Regions from separate parts of the Homo sapiens genome. Here all the other regions are linked to region 2. Evidence: chromatin contacts called from ENCODE Hi-C or POLR2A ChIA-PET data. All regions are on one chromosome and are shown on one strand. Each heading gives the region's core, a stretch centred on a gene start or an enhancer-like site at or near the end of the contact. The rest is flanking DNA. Distances are from core to core; before and after follow the strand shown.

Evidence for each region. A loop is a pair of places that touch in the nucleus more often than their neighbours do. ChIA-PET counts read pairs that join two places held with the same protein, here RNA polymerase II (POLR2A). Pooled maps may share reads with other maps.
Region 1: a pooled map shows a loop between it and region 2 (4-fold over the local background). The contact joins the enhancer-like site here to the promoter of CRTC1 in region 2. A Hi-C loop is called at or near these places in 1 of 50 pooled maps. POLR2A ChIA-PET finds 5 or more read pairs at or near these places in 4 of 52 experiments (CD8-positive, alpha-beta memory T cell, H1, PC-9 and 1 more).
Region 3: a loop to region 2 is called in a pooled map, with 6 times the contacts of the local background. The contact joins the promoter of TMEM161A here to the promoter of CRTC1 in region 2. A Hi-C loop is called at or near these places in 4 of 50 pooled maps. POLR2A ChIA-PET finds 5 or more read pairs at or near these places in 2 of 52 experiments (CD8-positive, alpha-beta memory T cell and T-cell).
Region 4: a pooled map shows a loop between it and region 2 (2.5-fold over the local background). The contact joins the promoter of HOMER3 here to the promoter of CRTC1 in region 2. A Hi-C loop is called at or near these places in 5 of 50 pooled maps. POLR2A ChIA-PET finds 5 or more read pairs at or near these places in 5 of 52 experiments (GM10248, GM12878, H1 and 2 more).
Region 5: a pooled map shows a loop between it and region 2 (5-fold over the local background). The contact joins the promoter of PDE4C here to the promoter of CRTC1 in region 2. A Hi-C loop is called at or near these places in 1 of 50 pooled maps. POLR2A ChIA-PET finds 5 or more read pairs at or near these places in 2 of 52 experiments (SK-N-SH and activated B cell).

The regions. Positions count from the first base shown.
Region 1 is chr19:19,153,876-19,158,450 of GRCh38, forward strand. The region is part of intron 5 of BORCS8-MEF2B (BORCS8-MEF2B readthrough); the gene reads right to left. The region is part of intron 1 of MEF2B (myocyte enhancer factor 2B); the gene reads right to left. Among named protein-coding and RNA genes, the nearest start is that of MEF2B, 14 kb to the right of the region's middle. RefSeq lists a silencer at 1,716-1,785 and an enhancer at 2,006-2,185. Within about 2 kb of position 1,741, at least 2 of the 41 ENCODE cell types and tissues checked have a DNase peak (open chromatin) inside an H3K27ac peak, as active enhancers do.
Region 2 is chr19:18,681,462-18,685,882 of GRCh38, forward strand. It overlaps CRTC1 (CREB regulated transcription coactivator 1), which reads left to right and starts at 2,219. Exons shown (of 14, transcript NM_015321.3): 1 at 2,219-2,367. The coding sequence starts at 2,242. RefSeq lists an enhancer at 1,609-1,908 and a silencer at 2,119-2,208.
Region 3 is chr19:19,135,903-19,140,560 of GRCh38, forward strand. TMEM161A (transmembrane protein 161A) reads right to left here and starts at 2,576. Exons shown (of 12, transcript NM_017814.3): 1 at 2,524-2,576. The coding sequence starts at 2,526. RefSeq lists enhancers at 1,958-2,819, 2,304-2,513, 2,794-2,983 and a silencer at 2,574-2,653.
Region 4 is chr19:18,939,414-18,944,081 of GRCh38, forward strand. HOMER3 (homer scaffold protein 3) reads right to left here and starts at 1,804. Exons shown (of 10, transcript NM_004838.4): 1 at 1,638-1,804. HOMER3-AS1 (HOMER3 antisense RNA 1) reads left to right here and starts at 841. Exons shown (of 3, transcript NR_134913.1): 1 at 841-1,211. RefSeq lists a silencer at 1,768-1,967.
Region 5 is chr19:18,223,363-18,227,717 of GRCh38, forward strand. It overlaps PDE4C (phosphodiesterase 4C), which reads right to left and starts at 3,076. Exons shown (of 15, transcript NM_001098818.4): 1 at 2,908-3,076. The coding sequence starts at 3,053. RefSeq lists silencers at 504-573, 2,960-3,019 and an enhancer at 1,184-1,423.

The DNA.
Region 1 (4,575 bases), core at 491-2,990, 470 kb after region 2:
GAATAGCTGGGACTACAGGTGAGTGCCACCACGCCCTGCTAGTTTTTATTTTCTTTTTGTAGAGATGGAGTCTCACTATGTTGTCTAGGTTGGTCTCAAACTCCTGGCTGGAAGTGATCCTCCTACCTCACCCTCCCAAAGTGCTGGGATTCCAGGTGTGAGCCACTGTACCTGGCCCACTGTGGGCCTTCTGAGCTGGAGGAGGGCTGTGGATTTTGGTCTAAGAGTGATGTGGAGCTATGAGAGCATATTTTATTTTATTTCCTATTGTATTTTATTTTTTATTTTTAATATATATATATTTTTGAGATGGAGTTTTGCTGTGTCACCCCGGCTGAAGTGCAGTGGCGTGATCGCGGCTTACTGCAACCTCCACCTCCCAGGTTCAAGTGATTCTTCTGCCTCAGCCTCCCAAGTAGTTGGGACAACAGGCATGTGCCACCATGCCCAGCTAATTTTTGTAGTTTTAGTAAAGATGGTGTTTCACCATATTGGTCAGGTTGGTCTCAAACTCCTGACCTCATGATCCGCCCGCCTTGGCCTCCCAAAGTGCTGGGATTACAGGCATGAGCCACCGCGCCCAGCCTTTTATTTTATTTTTTGAGACAGAGGCTTGCTCTGTCATGTAGGCTGGAGTGCAGTGGCACAGTCTTCACCTCCCGGGTTCAAGCGATTCTCCTGCTTCAGCCTCCCAAGTAGCTGAGATTACAGGTGTGCACCACCACACCTGGCTAATTTTTGTATTTTTAGTAGAGACAGGGTTTTGCCAAGTTGGCCAGGCTGATCTTGAACTCCTGACCTCAAGGGATCCGCTGGCCTCAGCCTCCCAAAGTGCTGGGATTCCAGGCGTGAGCCACTATGAGAAGGTTTTAAGCAGAGAAGGGATGGGGCTTGGTTTATTATTTTAAGACTCAGCTCATGGCTTCCATGGGGAGCAGGTCTGTTGGAGGCCAGGGTGGAGATCATGGGCGGCTGGAGAGAAGGCAAGGGCTGTGTCCGTCTTGACAGAGACTGGGGGTAGGGCCCCCTCTGTGCTAGGCCTGTGCCTTGCACTTTAAGTCACTGTACTCCAGGGTGCGTTAGTCCTCCAGAAGCCAGCAGGCCCTACACCAACTCTGGAGGCAGGCCTGACAGGTGCAGATGAACTCACGCAGGAGTTTCACTCTCCTGAACCCCAGTGACATTGGAACCAAAGCCATCCTCCACTCTAGCCCCTGAGGGAATCTACCCAACCAAACACAGCTCTGAGCATGGCCCCCTCCTGCTCATACACTCTCCATGGCTCCCCACTGCCCTTATGAGAAAGTTCTAGCACCTAGCCTGGCATTCAAGTCTTCTTCCCAAATCAGCTCTTGCCTACTTCTCTCTCTTCGATAAATATCTCTGACTAGAAGGACCCTTTCCCCTTTTTCACCAAGCCAACTCCTATCCAAACGTCAAAACCCAGTTCAAAAAACCCATTCCTCTAGGAAGTCCTCCCTGCCATTCTTCTGGTCTCCCAGAGTCACCATCCTCCTCTAGGTCAGATTCCATGGCATTGGGGGTATATATATCCAGATTTGTCTCCTCCAGACTAAAAGCCCCTCTGGATCAGGGCCAGGAATGGACAGTAAGGTTTGGTGAGCAGAGTAGATCAACAGAGATGTCACTGACCCCCTCCACAACCCTACAGCTTCCCTCAACAACTTCCTCTCAGACTGCCCCAGCTGATACCCTGCCCAGAAATACATGCACATGCAAATCCAGCCACTCAGCATTGACCTGTCTCGGGCCCAGGTGTGAAGGGCCAGGCAAAGAATGCGGAGGCGGCAGGCCAGAGTGTGCATGTATATTTGTAGTCACATGCAAATCCCTGCCCAGAGCCGCAGACAGACCCTGGTGGCCCATTCTCCAGATGTTGGTGTGATCGGAACTGCTGGGGGAGGTGGCAGCACAGGCTGAATGTGCCAGGCACGAGGGGGGAAGCTGAGGTTTGGGGAGGCCTCTTCCGCACACACATACCCTCCCTGCTTTGTCCAGCCAGAAATCAGAGAGCTGTGGCATCTGCCCAGCGCAGAAGCACAGAGGTGGACCTATTGACCAAGGAATGGAGCACAGAAGAAAGAACAGGAGAAGAAACCCAGGAGAGCTTCTTGGGGGAGGAGGCATGTAGTTGGATGTAGACGCAGAGGCTGGATGGGAGCCTGAGTAGAAGGGGAGGGAGGTGGGAATTTGAAGCTAAGAGTCCAGTACCTTCCTACTCCTTTCATTGCACCCTCATACTTAGCGTTTATTAAGTATCAACCTGTGCAAGTCACTGAGCCAAGCTGACCTCAGAAGAAGTAGAAAGCTTAAGTAGACCAACAACCATAGAAGATTAGAAAGGTGACTCAGGACCTACCATTAAAAAGGTAATAAAGTGGGCTGGGCATGATGGTTCACACTTGTAATCCCAGCACTTTGGGAGGCCGAGGTGGGAGGATTGCTTGAGCCTAGCGGTTCAAGACCAACCTAGGCAACATAGCGAGACCCCTATCTCTAAAAAAAAAAATTTTTTTTTTAAAGGCAATAAAGTTCAAGGCTGCAGTGAGCTTTGAGCTGCTGCACTCCAGCCAGGGCAACAGAGTGAGACTCTGTCTCTAAAAAAGAATAATAATTTCAAAATTAAAATAATAACTAAAAAACATGTTTAAAGGCCCAGGTGGTTTTACAGCTATTTTCTCAAATCTCACAGAACAGGAAAGTGCAGCATTATTTCAGTGAACTTAGATCTTTGAAATAGACGGGATCTAGCCGAGTCACTTTTTTTGTTTTTGAGATGGGGTCTTCCTCTGTCGCCCAGGCTGGAGTTCAGTGGTGCAATTATAGCTCACTGTAGCCTTGAACTCCTGGGCTCAAGTGATCCTCCAGCCTCAGCATCCCGAGTAGCTGGGATTACAGCTATGTGTCACCACACCCAGCAAATTTTTAAAAACTTTTTATAGAGATGGCGATTTGCTGTGTTGCCCAGGCTGGTCTCAAACTCCTGGCTACTCCCAGATACTTCCAGCTACTTGAGAGGCTGAGGTGGGAGGATTGCTTGAGGCCAGAAATTGGAGACCAGCCTGGGCAACACAGCAAGAACCTGTCTACAAAAAAAGTAAAAATTAGCTGCACGCCGTGGCACACACCTGTAGTCCTGGCTATGTGGGAGCCTGAGACGGGAGGATTCTGTGAGCCCAGGAGTTCAAGGTTACAGTGAGCGATGATGATCTTGTAAGCTCTTCCACTTCCAGCTCTCATGCATTGCTGGTGGCAGAGGAAAAAGGGACAAGCACTTGGATAATCCTCTGGCATCTACTAAATCTGAACAGATGCCTACCCTGTGACCCAGGAATTCCGCTCCTCGATGTTCAATATTCACGCAAGAGAAATGGGTCCAAGTTACACCTGAGGACACAGACAAGAATGTTTTCTACAGCTTCATACATCATTGCCTCAAACTGGAATCAACCTGGAAGCCCTTAATGGGAGAGCTGGTCAACACTTTCTTGTTGATTCTATGATCAGTTATAGCACAGCACAGAAAAAGGGTGCACTCTCGCTGCACACAACCACGTGGATGAATCTCAGAGACCATTGGCCAATTCGACGATCCCAGACTCCATCGAGAAGATGCACTGTGTGATTTTATTTACATGAAGTTTCAGAACAATCAAAACTCACTGATGCAGCTGGGCGCAGGGGCTCAAGCCTGTAATCCCAGCACTTTGGGAGGCCAAGGCGGGCAGATCACTGGAGGTCAGGAGTTTGAGACAAGCCTGGCCAACATAGCGAAAACCCATCTCTACTAAAAATACAAAAATTAGCTGGGCGTGCTGGCATGTGCCTGTAATCCTAGCTACTCGGGAGGCTGAGGCAGGAGAATAGCTTGAACCCAGGAGGCGGAGGTTGCAGTGAGCCAAGATTGTGCCATTGCACTCCAGCCTGGGCGACAGAGCGAGACTCTGTGTCAAAAAAAACAAAAAACAAAAAACCCTCACTGAGGCTGATGGATATCAGACAGCACTTTGGTCACCCTGGGCAGAAGCTGTGATTAGGCAGTGGCCCAAGGGGGAAGTCCCAGGGGCTAGGGAAGTCCTGTTCCTGGATCCAAGGTTTGGGTACACAGATATGTTCAGTTTGTGCAAATGTGTTGAGCTCAACTCTAGTGGTTTGTGCATTTTTCTTCGTGTGATTTATTTCAAAAGGAAGATTTCTTTTTTTTTTTTTGAAGTGGAGTCTCGCTCTGTTACCCAGACTGGAGTGCAGTGGCATGATCTCAGCTCATTGAAACCTCCACTTCCCGAGTTCAAGCGATTCTCCTGTCTCAGCCTCCTAAGTAGCTGGGATTACAGGTGCCTGCCACTGTGCCCGGCTAATTTTTGCATTTTTACTAGAGATGGGTTTTCACCATGTTGGCCAGGCTGGTCTTAAACTCCTGGCCTCAGGTGATCTGCCCACCTCAGGGGCCAAAGTGCTGGGATTACAGGCGTGAGCATGGGCGCCCCCGGCCCAAAAGGAAGATTTCTAAAAAGCTCCAGCCAGAGCAACATAGTGAGACCCTGCCCCTAAAAA
Region 2 (4,421 bases), core at 969-3,468:
GGGTGGGGTTGAGAGAAGGAATATGCTTGTTAGGCAAAAAGTATAGGAGCTTACCAAAGTGCGCAAAATCATATCAAGAAGGAAGATGGCCGGGTGCGGTGGCTCATGTCTGTAATCCCAGCACTTTGGGAGGCTGAGGCGGGCGGATCACCTGAGGTCAGAAGTTCAAGACCAGCCTGGCCAACACGGTGAAACCCTGTCTCTACTAAAAATACAAAAAGTAGCCGGGTGTGGTGGTGGGTTCCTGTAATTCCAGCTACTTGGGAGGCTGAGGCAGGAGAATCACTTAAACCCCAGAGGCAGAGGTTGCAGTGAGCTGAGTCTGTGCCACTGCACTCCAGCCTGGGAAACAGAGACTCCGTCTCAAAAAAAAAAAAAAAAAAAAAATCCCATAAAAATTAGCTGAGCATCATGGTGCATGCCTGTAATCCCAGCTACTTGGGAGGCTGAGGTAGGAGAATCGCTTGAACCTGAGAGGCAGAGATTGCAGTGAGCCAAGGTTGCGCCACTGCACTCTAGCCTGGGCGACAGAGTGAGACTCTGTCTCAAAACAAAGATAAAGTAGGGCAGTGGCAATATCCAAGGCATTCTAAATGAAAATCGATATATATATATATATATTTAACATGAGCATTTTATTACCTGTTGTAAAGCATGAATCAAAGCATGTTTGGAAGATGTCAGCATCCCCTCCAGCCATCCTCAGTCCAATAAAATGTGTGCTTGTTGTGCCATTAGAGCCATCATCAATTCCCCCAGCTGACCTTCCTAGCTTCCACCCAGCCCATACTCTGAAATCCCTGCAGCCTCCTGAATATAAACTTTCAATATTGGTGGTTGGGGGTCCCTCTCTTGAGGGAGGGAGGGTTAGAGTCCCTCCTGCTTCCCTGGCTTACCACTCTGCCATCGGGGGAGTCTCTGCTCCTTCCTTCACTGCTGAGTCTTGATGGGATTTCTGGACCCTTCTGTTAGCACCTTGTTGCAAAATAGAGATCCTTGAACAAGACTGGACTGGAGAAGTATGCAGAGGGAAGGCTGAAGCTCTGTAACTCCAGTTCTTTGGGCTCAGGTATCCAGAGAATAGCAATATGCCCATTGCAAGGGAATGGGAAAAAGTAGTCGTCGGCTGGACATGGTGGCTCACGCCTGTAATCCCAGCACTTAGGGAGGGCGAGGCGGGTGGATCACCTGCTGTCAGGAGTTCAAGACCAGCCTGGCCAACATGGTCTTTAGTCTCTACTGAAAATAAAAAAATTAGCTGGGCGTGGTGGCGCCTGCCTGTAATCCTAGCTACTGGAGAGGCTGAGGCAGGAGAATGGCTTGAACCTGGGAGGAGGAGGTTGCAGTGAGCCGAGATCGCACCACTGCATTCCAGTCTGGGCGACAAGGGCAAAACTCGGTCTCAAGGGAAAAAAAAAAAAAAAAAAGAAAGTCGTTAAGGGCAACAGCTAGGTTTATGGACTGAGAGAGCCGATTGCAGGGTTCAGGTCTTAGCTAAGATAACTTTCCGCCTCCCTGTCTGTGGTGGCTGCAGGAGCCTCCCTCCCTAATGTTCTGTGGCTGGCCACTGGTCTTATTTACCGCATCACATTTACCTCCATCTGAAAAGTTCTTGGTTATTTGTGTGCTATGTCTGCCCCCTCTCTGACTGTACACTCCATAAGGGCAGGGATCACCTCTGCTTGTTCACGCCTGTACTCCAGTTTGCCTGGCACATAGTAGGTGCTCAGTAAATATTCCTTGAATGAATGAATGCATGAGTGACCAACGCCCTAGTCTGTTTTCAGAGCTCTTAGTCCAAACCCAGGTTCAACTTGGGGTGCCACCAATCCTTGCGGGGGGGGGTGCCTGGCCCCACCCTTGTGAATTGGGAGGATCTGGGTCAGGCCGTCTCCCTCTTGGGGGCTCCAGTGCCCCAGCCGATCCGCGGTCCTTGTCCAACAGCCCAGAGGCCGCTGTCCAGCGGGCCAGGAGGCGGATCACTGCGTCGGCGTTGAAATTTCCACTCGCGCTCCACCGCCCTTCCCGCGGGCCCCGAGCGCGCGCCTGGGCGCGCGCATGCGCCTTCGCCCCCGCGCCGCGCGCCGCTCCTGTGCGCCTGCGCCGCGCTCACGACCGCCGGCGCGCCTGCGCACTGCTCGCCGCCCGTGGGCCCAGCCGGCGCTTGCGCGGTGGCACGGGCGAGTGGGGGGGCGAGGAGGTGGAGGAGGAGGAGGAGGAGGAGGAGGTGGCGGCGAGAAGATGGCGACTTCGAACAATCCGCGGAAATTCAGCGAGAAGATCGCGCTGCACAATCAGAAGCAGGCGGAGGAGACGGCGGCCTTCGAGGAGGTCATGAAGGACCTGAGCCTGACGCGGGCCGCGCGGGTAAGGGGGCTGCCCGCGCCGACCCTTCAGGGCCGGCGGAGGGAGGGAGGGGGCGCGTGTCCGGCGCGTGCACGGGGCGGGGTGGGGGGGGGCGCGGCGGGGGCGGGGCGCGCGCGGCGGGGGCGGGGCTTGGCACGGCCCGAGGGGGACAGGTGTCCCCACGCCCCGGGCGTCGTGGGCGGGACAGGTGACCCCACAAAATCCATACCTGATGGGGTACAGGTGCCCTGCATCACTGCTCCCCGGAGGAGACAGGGGCCTCTATATCATTACTACTAGGAGGGAACAGGTGCTAGTACCTCGTCGTTACCTGACAGGGGACAGGTGTCCCTACATCATTGTTACCCGAGGGGGACAGGTGCCCCACATTATTACTACCTGGAAGGGACAGGTGCCCCCGCATCATTGCTACCTGGGGGGGCAGGATGACACAGGTGTATGAGCTGGGTGCTGCTTGCAAGCACCATTGGTAGCTGGGGGTGAGGGTGCAAGTGCCCCCGCATCCTTGCTACCTGGGAGGGACAGATGCCCTCCCATTCTTGCTACCTGAGGGGGACCGGTGTCTCTACGTCATGGTTACCTGTGCCTTTACTCCCTGGGTGTTGGGGGAGGAACGGATGTCCCCACTTGCAGAGCTGAGGTGGGACAGGGATCTCTCCCTCTTGGACAGCTGAGGGAATGGTCAGATCCTGTCCCCCAGGGGGTCCAGAGGGGGGCCAAGAAGGCAGATTGTGCTCAGTCCTGGAACTTGGAGTGGAGACAGCTGCCCCTTCTCCATGTAGCCCATATGGTGGGGGCCAGGTGATGTTCCTCCCAGTGGAACAGGGGATGCTGACCACAGCCCCTGCCCTCTCAGGACCAGGGTGGAGGGCCAGGTCTGCCTCAGGTGGCTGGGCGCATTTGGTGTGCAGGGGCAGGCCAGGTTCTGCCAGGCTCCTGTCTGGCAGAGCAGATACCCTGCAAATCTCACCTGGGAAGTTGCTGTGGGCCAGGAGCAGGGGCTTGGGGCTGGTGTCTGAGCACGGCAAGGCACCCGAGTTCCTCAGGCCTCAGTTTCTTGTCAGGCATTCTAGCAAGACCTTCCTCTTGGGGCAGGGTGGTGAGCACACTCTGCAAAGGTGATGCTGAATCTCCACTTTGTTCTTGCAGTGTGGTGAGACCTCTCTCCTGCATCCTGGGGCCTTGGGGAGGGTTTGGGTGGGCTTTGCAGATGCTCGTATCCCTGGTTTCCAGATTCAGCCACTGATGTGACTGGCTCAGGTAGACTTAACCTCAGTCTCTGATTCCTTAGGTAGCACTTTCAGTCTGTGTTACTTTGTAACTAGTTGTTTGTTTCTCTGAGAGATTGTGACCTTATAGACTAGGATTTGTGTCTTCATTTCTGTGTTGGTAATGATTGGGAGCTCACTGTCACCCAGGTACTGCTTTAGGCATGCTCGGTGAGTGTGCCACATCTGTCCTCCCAGCTCCAAGCAGCTACATTCTTGCTCAGGATGTAGAGAAAGAGATGGCTGGTGAATGAATGAATGAAAAAAAAATAAGAAAATGGCCAGGTGTGGTGGCTCATGCCTGTAATCCCAGCACTTTGGAAGGCTGAGGCAGTGGATCACCTGAGGTTAGGAGTTCGAGACCAGCCTGGCCAACGTGGTGAAACCCTGTCTGTACTAAAAATATAAAAATTAGCCGGACGTGGTGGTAGCTACCTGTAATCCCAGCTACTGGGGAGGTTGAGGTGGGAGAATCACTTGAACCTGGGAGGTGGAGGTTGCAGTGAGCCGAGATCATGTTACTGTACTCCAGCCTGGGTGACAAGAGTGAAACTCCATTTCAAAAAAAGAAAATAAGAAGAAAGTGTGCAACTTGAGCATCCTTCCACGTGAGTGTCCCCCACATATCAGGGCTTCTGAGGCAGGAGTGGCCACTTCTTTTTGTCTCCAGCACATGGTGTGTGCTGGCATGCAGTTGTTGTCAAATGTTTGCAGTGTGACCGGAAGAAAGGGGTCACAGTAGGTTCATGGGTGTCATTCTGATTAGAAGTCCAGTTTCTGCGTGGG
Region 3 (4,658 bases), core at 1,326-3,825, 450 kb after region 2:
GGTCTTGCTATGTTGTCCAGGCTGGTCTCAAACTCCTGGGCTCAAGTGATCCTCCCACCTCAACCTACCGAGTAGTTAGGACTACAGTCATGTGCCAACACACCCAGCTAAGGCTTTTTTTTTTTTTAATTAGGAATTTTCTCACCCAGTTCTTAATTCAGAACACATTTTCATATACTTATTTTTAAACGTTTTAGAAGAATCAGTCTGTGGTGAAGCTGGGTTTTCCTGCTTGAATGCAGTAAATACCCATTTGCTGCCAGTAATTACATAATTATGTAAAATTATGTGCTCAGGAGAGCTGTCTACTAGTGTTCTGGAATTATCATCAAAATGAAATAAAGTTTATTTAATAGTAAAATTAATTATGAAAATAATCCTTTAATCAGGCATAAATAAGCTAAATTTAGTCGGAAAAACCCTAATGTGATGGGTACCGGGCCTAGCACGGTAATTCAAAATGACTGCTGAGGCCAGGTGCGGTGGCTCGTGCCTGTAATCCCAGCATGTTGGGAGGCTGAGGCGGGCTGATCACTTGAGGTCAGGAGTTTGAGACGAGCCTGGCCAACATGATGAAACCTTGTCTCTACTAAAAATACAAAAATTAGCCAGACATGGTGGTGGGCGCCTGTAATCCCAGCTACTTGGGAGGCTGAGGCAGCAGAATTGCTTGAACCTGGGAGGCAGAGGTTGCAGTGAGCCGAGATTGTGCCACTGCACTCCAGCCTGGGCAACAGAGTGGGACTCTGTCTCAAAACAAAATAATAATAATAATAAAATAAAAATACATAAAATAACAGACTAATAGGACATTTTCTCTGTACCTGTGACTTGTAAACTGAGACCAGAAATCTTTTTTCAGTAATGAGGTTGGTGGCGGCATCTTTCTCATCTCTAAGTCCTCATTGCTCGCCCTCCCCGGGACCCTAGTGCAGACTGGCTGGCTGGCACTTAGGGACCATGAGTGCCAGCCCATGGGCCCCTGCAAGCCAGTGGGTCAGGGCTGTTGAAGCCCCACCCTTCCCCTAGGACCCTGCCCTCCCACCCCCCAGTCTGTTTTTCTCCTCTCTCTCCGACCTCTCTCCTGTGACCTGCCAGGGTTTTAACCACCCAATCAGCCAGCCCATCAAAACCTCAGCACGGTGACACCTCCAGCCCAGACCTCTCTGCTGAGCTCAACCAGTAGCCTCCTCCAGGCTCTCCTGGGAGACCCTAGCACTCACCCATCATCCCATACCCTTCCAGGTGGTTCAGGCCCTTCCCAGTCTCACAGTCAGCCCCCAACTTGGTTCTGCACCCTGCAGGCATAGCTAGAGACCATCCCTCCACCTCCCCACAGCTCAGCTCTCTCCTCAGCCCTCCCTGCACCCAACCACTGGAGTCTCAGAGGTCTTCCTGGACCTTTGGGCTCTTCATCAATGACCCCACCACCCCCCAAAACCCCCCAAGGGAAAAGGTGGTGGAGGGGTGCATCTCTCCACCTAAGGCTCCCAGAGGTCTGTCCAGGGATGTTCTGATGGCCCTGCCCTCCACCCAGCCTCCTGTCTCAGGGTCAGGGCTCTGCAGACATCTGCAAGAATTTTCTGGAGTCTTCCATCAGCTCCTTCTTTTCCCTTCACTGGATTTACGATTCTCGAACTCAAGAACCCTGATAAAATCAATGCAGCCTCCCTCCTCATTCCCGGGAGCCTGTGCCTTCATCTCCTACGGCGTCCTGCACCTCCGCCTGGGACGACGCCCCACTTTCAATAATTCCGGCCATCAGTGCCCTTCCTTCAGGGCCATCTCCAGCGCCCCTCCTCGGGGATGGTCCCAGGCAGAGACCCTCCAGTTCCACGTCCCTCTCTCTGCCCAGGCCGGTCCCGTCAGGGTTGTGGGAGTCCCCCATCTCCCTGCACCAGCCTGACCCCCAGGGGCTGGGCTAAGTTTTAAGAACACACTCAATAGGTTGGACCCAGAGCCGCGTGAGACCTGAAGGTTCCAACTTTCCTGTCTCCCACTCTGAGAACCTTGCCCGCCCTGAGGCCAACCAGACCTCCTGAGTCCACCTCCCACGGCCTCCCCTGCCCGTTCCACACACCCCGATATAGCAGGGACCCCCGATGGATCCTGTCGGCGCGGCCCCCACGCTCCTGCAGGACCCCCGTCCCCAGAGTGGACCCCCAACAGGACCCCACACCGCCTTAACCAGGTTCCAAATGTGCTGGGGTCCCCAGTCCCCTCTGTGGGACCACGACCCCTCAAAAGGATCCCAGACCCCTAAAAGGTCTCGAGGGCAGAATCCCCAGAACGCTTAGGGGCTTCTAGTCCCCCTGGGTACAACTCCCGCCGACTCCCTCGGAGGTCCTGTAGCGAGAGCAGGGCTCCCAGAGAGGGACACACGGCCTTCAGCGTGCCCCCGAATCCCTCAGAGCCTCCAATCCCCAAGAAGAAACCCCAATCCATTCCCTCAGTGTCTCCCTGGACCCCTTCGGCTGGACCTCGGCCCTGCAGAACCCCCCACTTCGCGGGACGCTCGCTCACCATGACGCGTGCGAGAACGCGGTGCACTCACCCACCGGCCTAGGGCTCCGGGCACTCTGCGGAAACTCGACCAATTAGAGCCCGACTCTGGTCTGACGAGCATCCCGTCCGACCAATCAGTGTGTCTTGAGCCGGCAAATCACCAGGGACGAGGAGGCCGCTCGCGTTGCATGCCGGAAATTGTAGTTCAGATACGCTGGTTCGGATCGATCAAAGTGAAGATTGTGTCTGGGAGGCCTGCGTGGCCGACCTCTCTTAAGGCTTAGTTTTCTCTTTCCTACACTTATCTCAAAGGTTTGCAGCGAAAGCATTTATTCCCACCTAAGGGACATTTCTGAGAGTAGAATTCCCTCCCCCCATCAAGAACATTCAATGGCTCCCACTTAGTAGACGAAGTACTTAGTACTCCTAAGTACTAAGTAGGCTAAGTACTCAGACTGAATTCAGACCCTTCTGCCTGACTTAAATCTGCTGCTAGCACTATTGTGCACCCTATAGTACAACTTGCACCCACCATGCTGTCTCATACCTCCAGGCCTTTGTAAATATCCTACATCTTGCAATGCCTTCAAGAATGCCTCAATCTTAAAATAAAAACAAAACAAAAGCAAAAAAGAATGCCTCAATCTTTTTCACCTGGCAAGTGCCTTATTCATCTCTATCAGCTAGGACTCTGGCTGTGCTCCACAAAATATCAACTAACATGGGTTCAAGCAAAAAAGGAAAATTTTTGGCTCATGTGACAGAAAATACTAGCCATAGTGTCAGCTTCAGGCGTGGCTGGATCAAGGACCAAATGTCAGCTTCAGGGATCTGATGTTCTTTATTTCACCGCTAGGAGGAAAGGGCTTCTGGTGTTTGTGCCCCGGTTTTGCCATTTGTCTTTCTGTGGATGAGTGTGTCTGCCTGAGTGTAGACATATATTGGGTATGACTGAGTGTCTGAGCATCTTTATGGGGGTGGGTTCCTGTGTGTGGGGCCTGAGTAATTACCTTTTCGTTTTTACATTTTATTATGTATTTGTGTATTAATTTTTTTTTTTCTTGAGACGGAGTTTCGCTCTTGTTGCCCAGGCTGGAGTGAAATGGTGTGATCTTGGCTCACCGCAACTTCCGCCTCTTGGGTTCAAGTGAGTCTCCTGCCTCAGCCTCCCGAGTAGCTGGGATTACAGGCATGCACCACCACGACTGGCTAATTTTGCATTTTTAGTAGAGATGAGGTTTCTCCATGTTGATCAGGTTGGTCTTGAACTCCCGACTTGAGGTGATCCGCCCACGTCGGCCTCCCAGAGTGCTGAGATTACAGGCGTGAGCCACCGGGCCTGGTTTATATTTTATTTTTTTAACTTTCGGCTGGCAAGTGCTGAATCCTAAGCGCACTATCGCACGCCACCTCGTGGTGGAGGGCAAAAGCGCAGTCTCCCTGGGATGGAGAAGTCAAACCAGTCTCACTTGTGGCCCTGGGGGCTCCCAGCCTTAGAAAGCGGCCCATAGTTTTATGGACCTCACACTGGGTGCTTAGCCTGTGGGCACTAACATCAGGGACTGGCCTGACTTCTTGTCCACCGTGAGGGTGAGATCCAAAGGCTGGGAAGGCTCTTTCTCTCTGGCCATGCCTCAGTTTCCCCCAGGGTACCCGCTACCTTGACCCTTTTCCTCTTGCTCAGTCCCTGGCCCTGGTCTGGATGTGCGGGGTTGGGGTGCCAGTGAGTAGGTAGGTCTTCAGCCCATGTGGAAGGAAGGCCAGGATCATTGTCGGGGAGGTCCTCAGAACAGAAGGGTGGGTAACTGGCTGAAGAGTTTGCATCATCTGTGCATGTAGCAGTGGCGCTGCTGGAGGTGGCAGGAGCTGCATGCTCAGCTGGACCTCCACAGCCATTGATCACTGCCATGAGGACCGTGGCTCACCCCTCCTGAGTGGGGAAGGGACAGAAGGGACCAGGTGGGAAGTGTTGAAGACTTGAGTCCAGCCAGGCATGGTGGCTTGGCGTATGCCTGTAGTCCCAGCTACTTGGGAGGCTTAGGCTGGAGGATCGCTTGAACCCAGAATTTTGAGACCAGCCTGGGCAGCACAGCAAAACACCCATCTCTAAAAAAAAATTAAATTAAAAAAAAAGTTAAATTAGCCCAACGTGG
Region 4 (4,668 bases), core at 554-3,053, 260 kb after region 2:
CCAGCCTGGACAAGAGAGTGAGACCCTGTCTCAAAAAAGAAAGAAATTATAAAAAGAAACAAAAAGGTAAGATAATTATTATAGATAACTCAGAGCAAGCAGACCCCATCTTTCTTTGTCTAGGGGAAGCCCCCACAACACCCTGTACAGGAGATGGCCCTCTGAGAGGAGCCTGGTGGCCGCTGACATCCAGATGTAAATTTCTCATTGTCCTGGTTATTGCACCCCCGTGAAGTCCCCTCCATCCCAGGCTGAGCTGTGGAGGCCAAATCTCTGCTGAGTTCTTTCCACCACATTCACCCATGACTGGCCAGAGCGGGGCTCTCCACCAAAAAATGGGGCGTTGAGAGGTGTGTAGTACCAGGAGACCAGTTCCCCACTACACCCTGCAGAGGGACCCCACCCCCAGCAGCTCCCACCCTAGGGCAGAAGCACACCTTGAAGTCCAGAGTCCAAATCCCCAGGGAGCCCCCAGCCAAGTTAAAAAGACAAGATGTAGACAAACAGCCAATCCCAATGCCCACCATGAGGGCAGAGCAGAATCCACACTGGGAGACCAGGGCTCCCCAACCTCCCCATTGGGCCATTCAGCAACCCCGAATCTGCAGGGGACCAAGGAGGAGTTTGGAGGAGGGGGAAGACAGGTGGGGGAGGGGAGGCCCTGGCCCAGCGGCCTCTGTGGTCAAAGGGGGGATGCCCCCCCTATCCTGTCCTGGGCAGCTGCTGTCCTGGTCACAGGGTCTGAAACCGGAGCCCCTGAGTGGGGGTGGGGCGGCAGCTCTGGCCTGGACTGGGGGCGGGTCCTGCGCCGGGTGGGAGTTGGGGAACACAGGGGTCCCCGGAACCCAGGCCCTTCCGGTCCGGCAGCTCCTGCTGCGACTTGCAGCGTTTGGGGAAAGTTACTCACCAACTAGTCATGCGCCTCGGATGCCGCCGGCCACGGGGCTCCCGGAGGGGGGTCCGACACCGCCCGGTGCCCGGGATCCCCAATCTGGCCGGTGGATGAGGCCCCATCCCATGCACCCGAGTGCGGGGGACGGGGGGGTTAATATTAATTCAGGATCCCATCCCCACCCGAGGCAGGACACCCAGTGCACGCCCCAACTCCGGGACGCGGGCTCTGACCCTGGAACTTCCGAGATTCCCGCGACGCCCCCTGTCTCTGGGTCCAGAACTTCGGGGGACACCTCTTCTGCCTCCTCCAACCCCAGGTCGGTAACTCCGGGGACTCCCTTCGTGACTCCTCCTCTAACTGGGTCCGGGACCCCGGTCCTCCGCGTTGTCCTAGACTCCTAAACTTCGAGGACCCCCTGCCACCCCTCCAGTCCCTGGGTCCGGGACGTCCGGACCCCTCCCACCCCAGTACCCCACCCCAGGTCCGCAGCTTTGGGGACCTCTTCGCAGCCTCCTCCAACGCCGGGTCCAGAACTTTGGGAACCTCCCACGCAGTCCCCTCTCAGACCCTGAATCCAGAACTTCGGGACCCCCGCGCTCCCTCCAGCCCTGGAACTTGGGGACCCCTCGCGCCGCTCCCAGTCCCGGGTCCGAAACTTCTGGGGAACCCCCACGCCCTCCCCTTGGCCCTGGGACTTCGAGGCCCCCGCGCTCCCAGCGCAGGCTCGGCAGGCCGGGCTCACCCTGCCAGGTCGGCGCCCCGCGAGTGTCCAGGCGCGAGTCGGGTGCGGCCCCCGCGGCGCTGACTCCGCGCTGCCGGGCGCCCCGCTCGCTCCCTGGCTCCCGGGCCCGCGCCCTCCGCGCCGCCCTCCACGCCGCCCGTGCCTTTGTCTGCGCCGCCGCCGCCCGCGCCGCCTCCGGTCCCATCGCGGCCGGTCCCGACGCGGCCGCCGCCCGCCCCGCCTCCCCGGGCCGCCAAGGCCGCCCCGCTGCGCCCCCTGCCGGCTTTTTGCACTGGGAGAGGGTATGGGGGAGGGGATAAGGGGGAGGGGCGGGGGCCGGGACTGGGGAAGGGACGGAGGATTGAGGGAGGGGGTTAGGGGCGGTGGAGGGGGAGTGGGGGGGGGGGTTGCGTGGGGTCGGGTTGGGAGCAGAGGGTGGGGACAGAGAGACAGACGGAGAGGGACATCTGGGATGAGAAAGAGACCCAGAAACAGAGACACGGGGGAGACAGGCGGAGAGATAGGAAGCAGATGGAGAGAGTTGCACGGACAGCGATGTGACCTCACCCTCCTGTCACCTTCTCAGGAGACAGCTGCCTCTGTCCCCACTACCTGAGGTCATAACTTTGGGCCTGTGAGGGAGGTCAGGTCCCTCCCGGGCTGACATGGGTGGCCCAGTGAGGTTGGGGAGGGGGCAGTGGGTCTCAGGGTCTGCATACAGTAAGTGCTCAATGGGTGTTGCCAGGAAACGGAAGAGATCAACTTCGGGAGGGAACGGGAAGCAAGACAAAGAGAGAGAAGCCTCTGTTCCCCTGCCCGTCCCATCCCTAAGCAGGGACGTCTGTCCACCTCTGTCCCTCCCAAGACGATGGTAAAAATGCCCACAATGGTTGGATTAAGGTTATCTTTGCTGTTGTTTGAGGGTTCCAAAATCCAAAGGCTGAGGAAATGTCTCCAACGCATGGTTGCATCCCCTCAGCCTCCACTGGCCTGCGTTTGTCACCTCTGGTCACAGGGAGCACCCCCTTCCCACACTTGCCAGGAGAGCATCCTTCCGGAGTTGAACTAGGATCCACCTCCCCAGCCCCAAGCCCATGTGTCCCACTTGTCAATCCTGGTGCCGCCCCCTCTCTGGCACCGTCTCCAAAATCACACGGTGCGGCGCCGTTGGTTCGTTTGTGGACAGAGGTCCTGCAGCTCCCTGGAACCAAGGCCTGTGGCGCCCTAAAGCTCTGATCTTACATTTGAGTTTTTCTTTTCTTTTCTTTTCTTTTTTTTGAGACAAAGTCTCACTCTGTTGCCCAGGCTGGAGTGCAGTGGCACAATCTCGGCTTACTGCAGCCTCTGCCTCCCAGATTCAAGCAATTCTCCTGCCTCAGCCTCCCGAGTAGTTGGGACTACAGGTGCATGCCACCACACCTGGCTGATTTTTGTATTTTTAGTAGAGATGGGGTTTCACCATGTTGGCCAGTCTGGTCTCGAACTCCTGACCTCAAGTGATCTGCCCCCCTCGGCTTCCCAAAGTCCTGGGATTACAGACGTGAGCCACCACACCTGGCCGACACTTGAGTGTTTTGACAACTTCAGAGAGGCTTTTGCTTTTCATCTCCAAGACCTCTGCTCCTGTCTCCTTTCCCTGTTCCTTTATTTCTGTTTCCTTCTAAGAAGAATAGTATATCTGAGCTGGCGGTTACATTACATTCAAATTACCTTTAGGTGAATTCCAGGTCAGGTTGTTTTTGGAGATTGACTCCTGCGCCAAGATCTGAGTCTTCCCCCATCCAGGCCTTTGCCCAAACTGTTCCTTCCACCTGGAATGCCCTCGCTGCAGGCATCTCTTCTGCCTTGTCCTTCCAGGCTCAGCGCCACCACCCTGTCTCCTCCTCCAGGAAGCCTCTCTGACTACCCTGGCCTTGGAAGGGATCTTGCCCTCCCCTGTCCCAATCCCTGTGACTCTTTTTTTTTTCTTTTTTAAAGTTTATTTTTAGAGACGAGGTCTCACTATGTTGCCCAGGCTGGTCTCAAACTCCTAAGCTCAAGTGATCCTCCCACCTCGGCCTCCCAAAGTGCTGGGATGACAGGTGTGAGCCCAGACCCTTTCTGTGACTCTTATGTTACCTGTTTATTACATGACCAGGTCTGGGTGCTCCTCTAGGGCTGGCCCATCCATCCTGAAGCCCCAGTCTGACCCAGCACAAGAGCGACTGTTCATCCCACAGGGGAAACTGAGGCACAGACTCGGTTTCCCTGGCTGCTTCTAACTTCACGAGGCATCTGCACAAGGGAAGGATTTGGCTCTGTTCTCAGGCCGGAAGCCACGAAATGCTTGAACATTGTGGGGAGCAAAGAAAATACCGTCTGTTCTGTGCAAAAAATGACTTTTCCTTATTACCAACAAAATAATGGAAAAAATAAAAAAGTATCTGGGAAAGGTGCTGGCATGGCCAAGGCTTCTGGAAGCTGCTTAGAGTTTGCCAAGTGCACAAGTGGGGCCCTGTGGCTATTTTACAGGGGCGGCTGGGCGAGGGGCCCAGGCAGACTTTGCCCTTTGTGTGGGCAGAAAGCAACAGTGAAAGAGACAGTGAAGGGTTGAGTTGCTTTCCTGAACACCCTCTCCGGTCTCTGGGAGGGGCTGGGACAGGGCTGGCCTTGAGCAGCCCCAACCTGAAGCTGGACTAGCCAAGTCTACACTGAGGCACTGGCTTCCTCAGTGTGGGCCTCAGTTTTCTCACCTGGAAAATGGGCCGATGCTTGCAGGGCTTCTAGTAGAGGGAGAAACATGAAGGATTTAGTCAATATCAGCAGCTGTCCTCTGGGGTGCCTGCCATTAGGTTCGTGGGCAAAGGCCCTGCCACTCTTTGCTGCAGCTGGGAAAACAGAGTCTGTGTCTCAGTTTCCCTGCTGGGATGAATAGTCACTCTTATGCTGGGTCAGACTGAGGCTTCAGGATGGATGGGCCAGCCCTAGAGGAGCACCTAGACCTGGTCATATAATAAACAGGTAACATAAGAGTCACAGAAAGGGGCTGGGCTCATGCCTGTCATCCCAGCAC
Region 5 (4,355 bases), core at 1,826-4,325, 460 kb before region 2:
ACCACGCCCAGCTAATTTTGTATTTTTAGTAGAGACGGGGTTTCTCCATGTTGGTCAGGCTGGTCTTGAACTCCCGACCTCAGGTGATCCGCCCGCCTTGGCCTCCCAAAGTGCTGGGATTACAGGCGTGAGCCACCGTGCCCGGCCAAAGTTTTGTATTTTTACTAGAGACAGGGTTTCACCGTGTTGGCCAGGCTGCTCTTGAACTCCTGACCTCGTGATCTGCCCGCCTCGGCCTACCAAAGTACTGGGATTACAGGCATGAGCCACCGCACCCGGCCTCTCCTGTTTCTAACATGTGCGTGATGTAGCCCATCCCCGAGAGCTCTTTGAGGGGGTTACAACCGAACATCCAAAGACTGCGACTGGATGACCATATTGCAAAGGGACAAACTGAGATCTAGCTCACATGGTGGACACGTGGACTGGAAACAGCTTCTTGGGCTCTTCTACCTGGAGGAGGCCGGGGTTCTGCCTAGCTCCTGCGTGCGCCTTAGTCTAGAGAGACCCCACTCCTAGCCAACTTGCTCACACCCTTGGCTACCTGCCACGCCCCCAGCGTTCCAGGCTCCACCCTCAGCCCATAAGGCTCCGCCCCACGGCCGCCGACCACGCCCCCAGCTAGCCGGGTCCTGCCCTAGGCTCCCCCACTCCTCCACTTCATCTTCAGCCTGAACGTTCCGCCTGTTATCTTCCACCTCCGGGTCTTTGCACAGGCCGTGCTTTCTGCCCGGCCCACCCTCCTCCCTCTCCACACTACCTGTCCCGTTCTACCCTCAAACCCTGTCTTTCCCTCTGGCTCCTCCTCTTTGGGGTCAGAGGTCAGAGAAAGGGCGTAGGGCAAGAACTGGGGCGCTAGAGAAGGCGGTGACCTGGGGGTGGGTTTTCAAGAAGGGCAGGCGGAAGCGGCACCGACAGGAAGACAACCGGGACCGCCTGAGACTCGGAGCTCCCGGCCGAGGGCCAGTGTCCGGCTGGTCCCGGCCAAGACTTTTGGGTCAAAGGTCACCGTATCCCCGTCCACGAGCTGGGTCGGCACCCCGCGTAGGCTCAGATCTGGGTAGAGGTGGGGGATTTGGCAGCATTCGGTCCAAGTATGACCGGGTCTGAGTTGGGTCTGATCACGTCGAATTGGACTTGGTCACGAAGAGTTTGTTCGATGAGTTCGGGAGAATTCGGCTACGTCCGATTGAGCTCGGGAGACTTCGGATAAGTTCGAGCTTGTTCGCCTAAGTCCGGTTACGCTCGGTCTGCTTCGAACAAGTCCGGGTGACGCTCGGGCCGGGTCGGGCATGTTCGGTCACGTCCGGCTACATGAGGGCTAGTTCGGGCATCTCCGACTAAGACCGGCCGCGCTCGGCCTGTTCCGTCCGACTCCAGCGGGTTTAGCAGCACCGGGATGAACCCCACGGCCAGCCGAAGGGGCGGGGCTTCTTAACCCTTCCCTGGCCCGTCTGGGGTGCGCCGTGGGCGCTGTGGTGCAATGGGAGACGCTCTTAGGGGCGGACTGGAGGCGGCGGATAACCCAGATCTGCCCCTCGAGGGGGAGGCATGCGGATCGCGACCCCCTACCCCTCTCTCGGCTCTCCCCAAGGGTTCCAGAAAAGCGCGTCTGTGGACAAATAGGGAAACTGAGGCCAGGAGCGGCCACAGGGCGTGCAAATCCGGATCCCGGGCGCGGAGGGTTAAGGACTGGGCCCGGGTTTTCTTGGGGCGGGGGAGGCTGTTTTTCTTTCTGCTCTAAACTTAGCCGGGAGCGGCGGGGTCAGGCTGTGGTTCCATGACGCGGGCGGTGCGGGGGTAGAGCCCCCCGGCTGTGGGAACGGCGCGGCTGCCCATTGGCCAGGGGGGTAAACTGAGCCAGGGAGGCTCGGACTTGGGTTCGGGTCTGGCCTGCGCGGGGCCGGCCCTCGTTCATCCTCACTTCTGAGTACCCGCGACGCGCCCTCGACGTCCCTGCGCTGTCTCTAGCGCCTTCAAAAGGGAATGTGCTTCGCTAGTGTTTGGTGCCCCGAGGTCGCTCTCCAGGACACGGAACCCCCACTCTCCCACTCCCTGGTTGAAATGGAACCACCAGGAACCACGGTCATACCTTCTCCCTCCAACCCCAGCTATGACCTTGGAGAGGGACCTCCCCTCTCAGCCTTTGGGTGCCAGACTTACCAAGTGGGTGCCAATTCGGCGCGGACCAAGCGCAGGATGCCAGCCACAGTCGGCGCCCACAAGCCCCACTCCGAACCCCAGCCTTGCCCCCATCCCTCCCCACGAGGTCACAGTCGTTTCTGGAAAGGCAGGGATTCGAACCCAGAGGGGTGGACCGAGTGCTTAGAGGATGCAGCGCAAGCAGCTGCCGGGCGCAGGCGCGCGCTCAGCCTGGGACTCCCGAACGCCCTGCCTCGAAAACCCCCTCAATTCAGGTCTTCCTCCGTGGACACCCAGAGTTCATTGTGAGGCCCCCAGGGCATCTCTTTGCTGGCACTGGGACAGGATGCTGGTGGGAGGGGGCACCAAGGGAAGGAGTGCCCCTTCCCCCTCCTCCCACTGCCAGGACGCACAGCCTGCCTGCCCCAGGCCGGCGAGGGTCAGGAGGAGACGTGAGCCTCAGCCCGTCCCACTCTGGGCCTCACAGCTGGAAGGAGACAGACGGCTGGTCCCCTGGGCCTATATCCAGGCGGCGGGTGGAGACAGACGGAGACAGAGAGAGACAGAGTCACCAACTGCGAGACAAAAGTAGGGTAAGGTAGGGTAGAGGGAGAGAGATACAGAGAAAGCGAGGGAGAGGCAGAGCGTCCAAGCCCGGACTCCGGCCCCGGCCCCAGCTGTCCCTGGCCTTGTCCCTGTCCCTGCCCTTCCCACCTCCACACCGGGCGTCCCGGTGACCCCGCCAGGCCCTCTGTCCAGCCTCACCACAGCGGATGGGCCACCGTGAAGCGCCGCTGCAGGCGGATGCTCTGATTCACCAAAAGCTTCCTGAAGAGCCCGGGGGAGCCGCGCGGGGATCCCCGAGGGGAGCCGGGCCCGGGGACCGGGGCGGGCGCGGGGGGGCCCTGCATCGCCAGGACTGCGTGGAGGCTGGACCGAGCGCCGGCTGCGCGGGACCTTTTCTGGACAGCTGCGGGGGCGGGGCCCAGCGGGGAGGGGGCAAAGGGCGCATCGGCCCCGCCTCGAGGCCGGCGGCTCCCTGACGACCCCCGGGACAAACGGGGAAACTGAGGCACAGAGTCAGACGCAACTCTCTGCTCCTTTTTTTTTTTTTTTTTTTTGAGACGATCTCGCTGTGTTGCCCAGGCTGGAGTGCAGTGGCACAGTCCTAGCTCATTGCAGCCTCAACTTCCTGGGCTCAAGGGATCCTCCTACCTCAGCCTCCCAAGTAGCTGGGACTACAGATGCACACCACCACGCCCGGGCTAATGTATTTTCTGGAGAGATGGGGGTGTCTCTTTATGTTGCCCAGGCTGATCTCGAACTCCCAGACTCAAGTGATCCTCCTGCCTCAGCCTCGCAAAGTGCTGGGATTATAGGTGTGAGCCATTGCGCCAGGCCCAACTGTACTTCTTTAGAGGGCTGCCCCTAAGATCTCAGAGCCTGGATCTTACTCAGCCTTCCTCGGCACGTCCCTGGTTAGTGCAGCTTGCTGGGCCAATAACTGCTAAAAAGTGTAGAATGAGGGAGTCAGAAAGCAAGGTGCCCAGAGAAACAGCTGTCTTGCCTTCCATTATTGAGGGCATCACCGAGGTATAGAGTTTGCCAATGTCCGATCCCACGCAATGTTTCTAATCCTCCTCTGCCCATTTTCCAGATGGAGAAACTGAGGCCTAGTGCCATCAAACAGCGCACCAGAAACTACAAACCCTTAATCCTTTGCCAAGTGGGGAAACTGAGGCTTCCATGGACGCGGTCACGGGCATGGGTCTTTGTTGCAGAAAGCGAGACCCAAACTCAGGGCCCCCTCTCCCAGCACCCCTCCACGCAACTCCCCACGTGATCCCCCACCTGCTCTGACATTCCCCAGGCCCTGTCTCTGGATGCCTTCACCTCTCCTGCTGTCTCCTCCTAGACAAACATCCGCACATCACCTCTGCCAAGTCTTCTGTCCTGCGAAACCTCAGCCGCCCACCCCTGCCATCAGAGGGACCTCACTGTCCCAGGACTGGGGGGGGCCTCTGGTGTCTGGGAGGATTCCCAGAGTCTGTACCAGGTGCTCTACCCTCAGAATGCTGGAGTCAGGCTGGCCTTGTTCCACTTTACAGAAAAGGAAACCAAGGCTTAGCATGTGTCACACAAGGAGGAGGGACCTAGAAACAGCCATGTCACAGGCAGAGGCCCAGGGGACCTCCCAGCAACTGAGGCCTGAC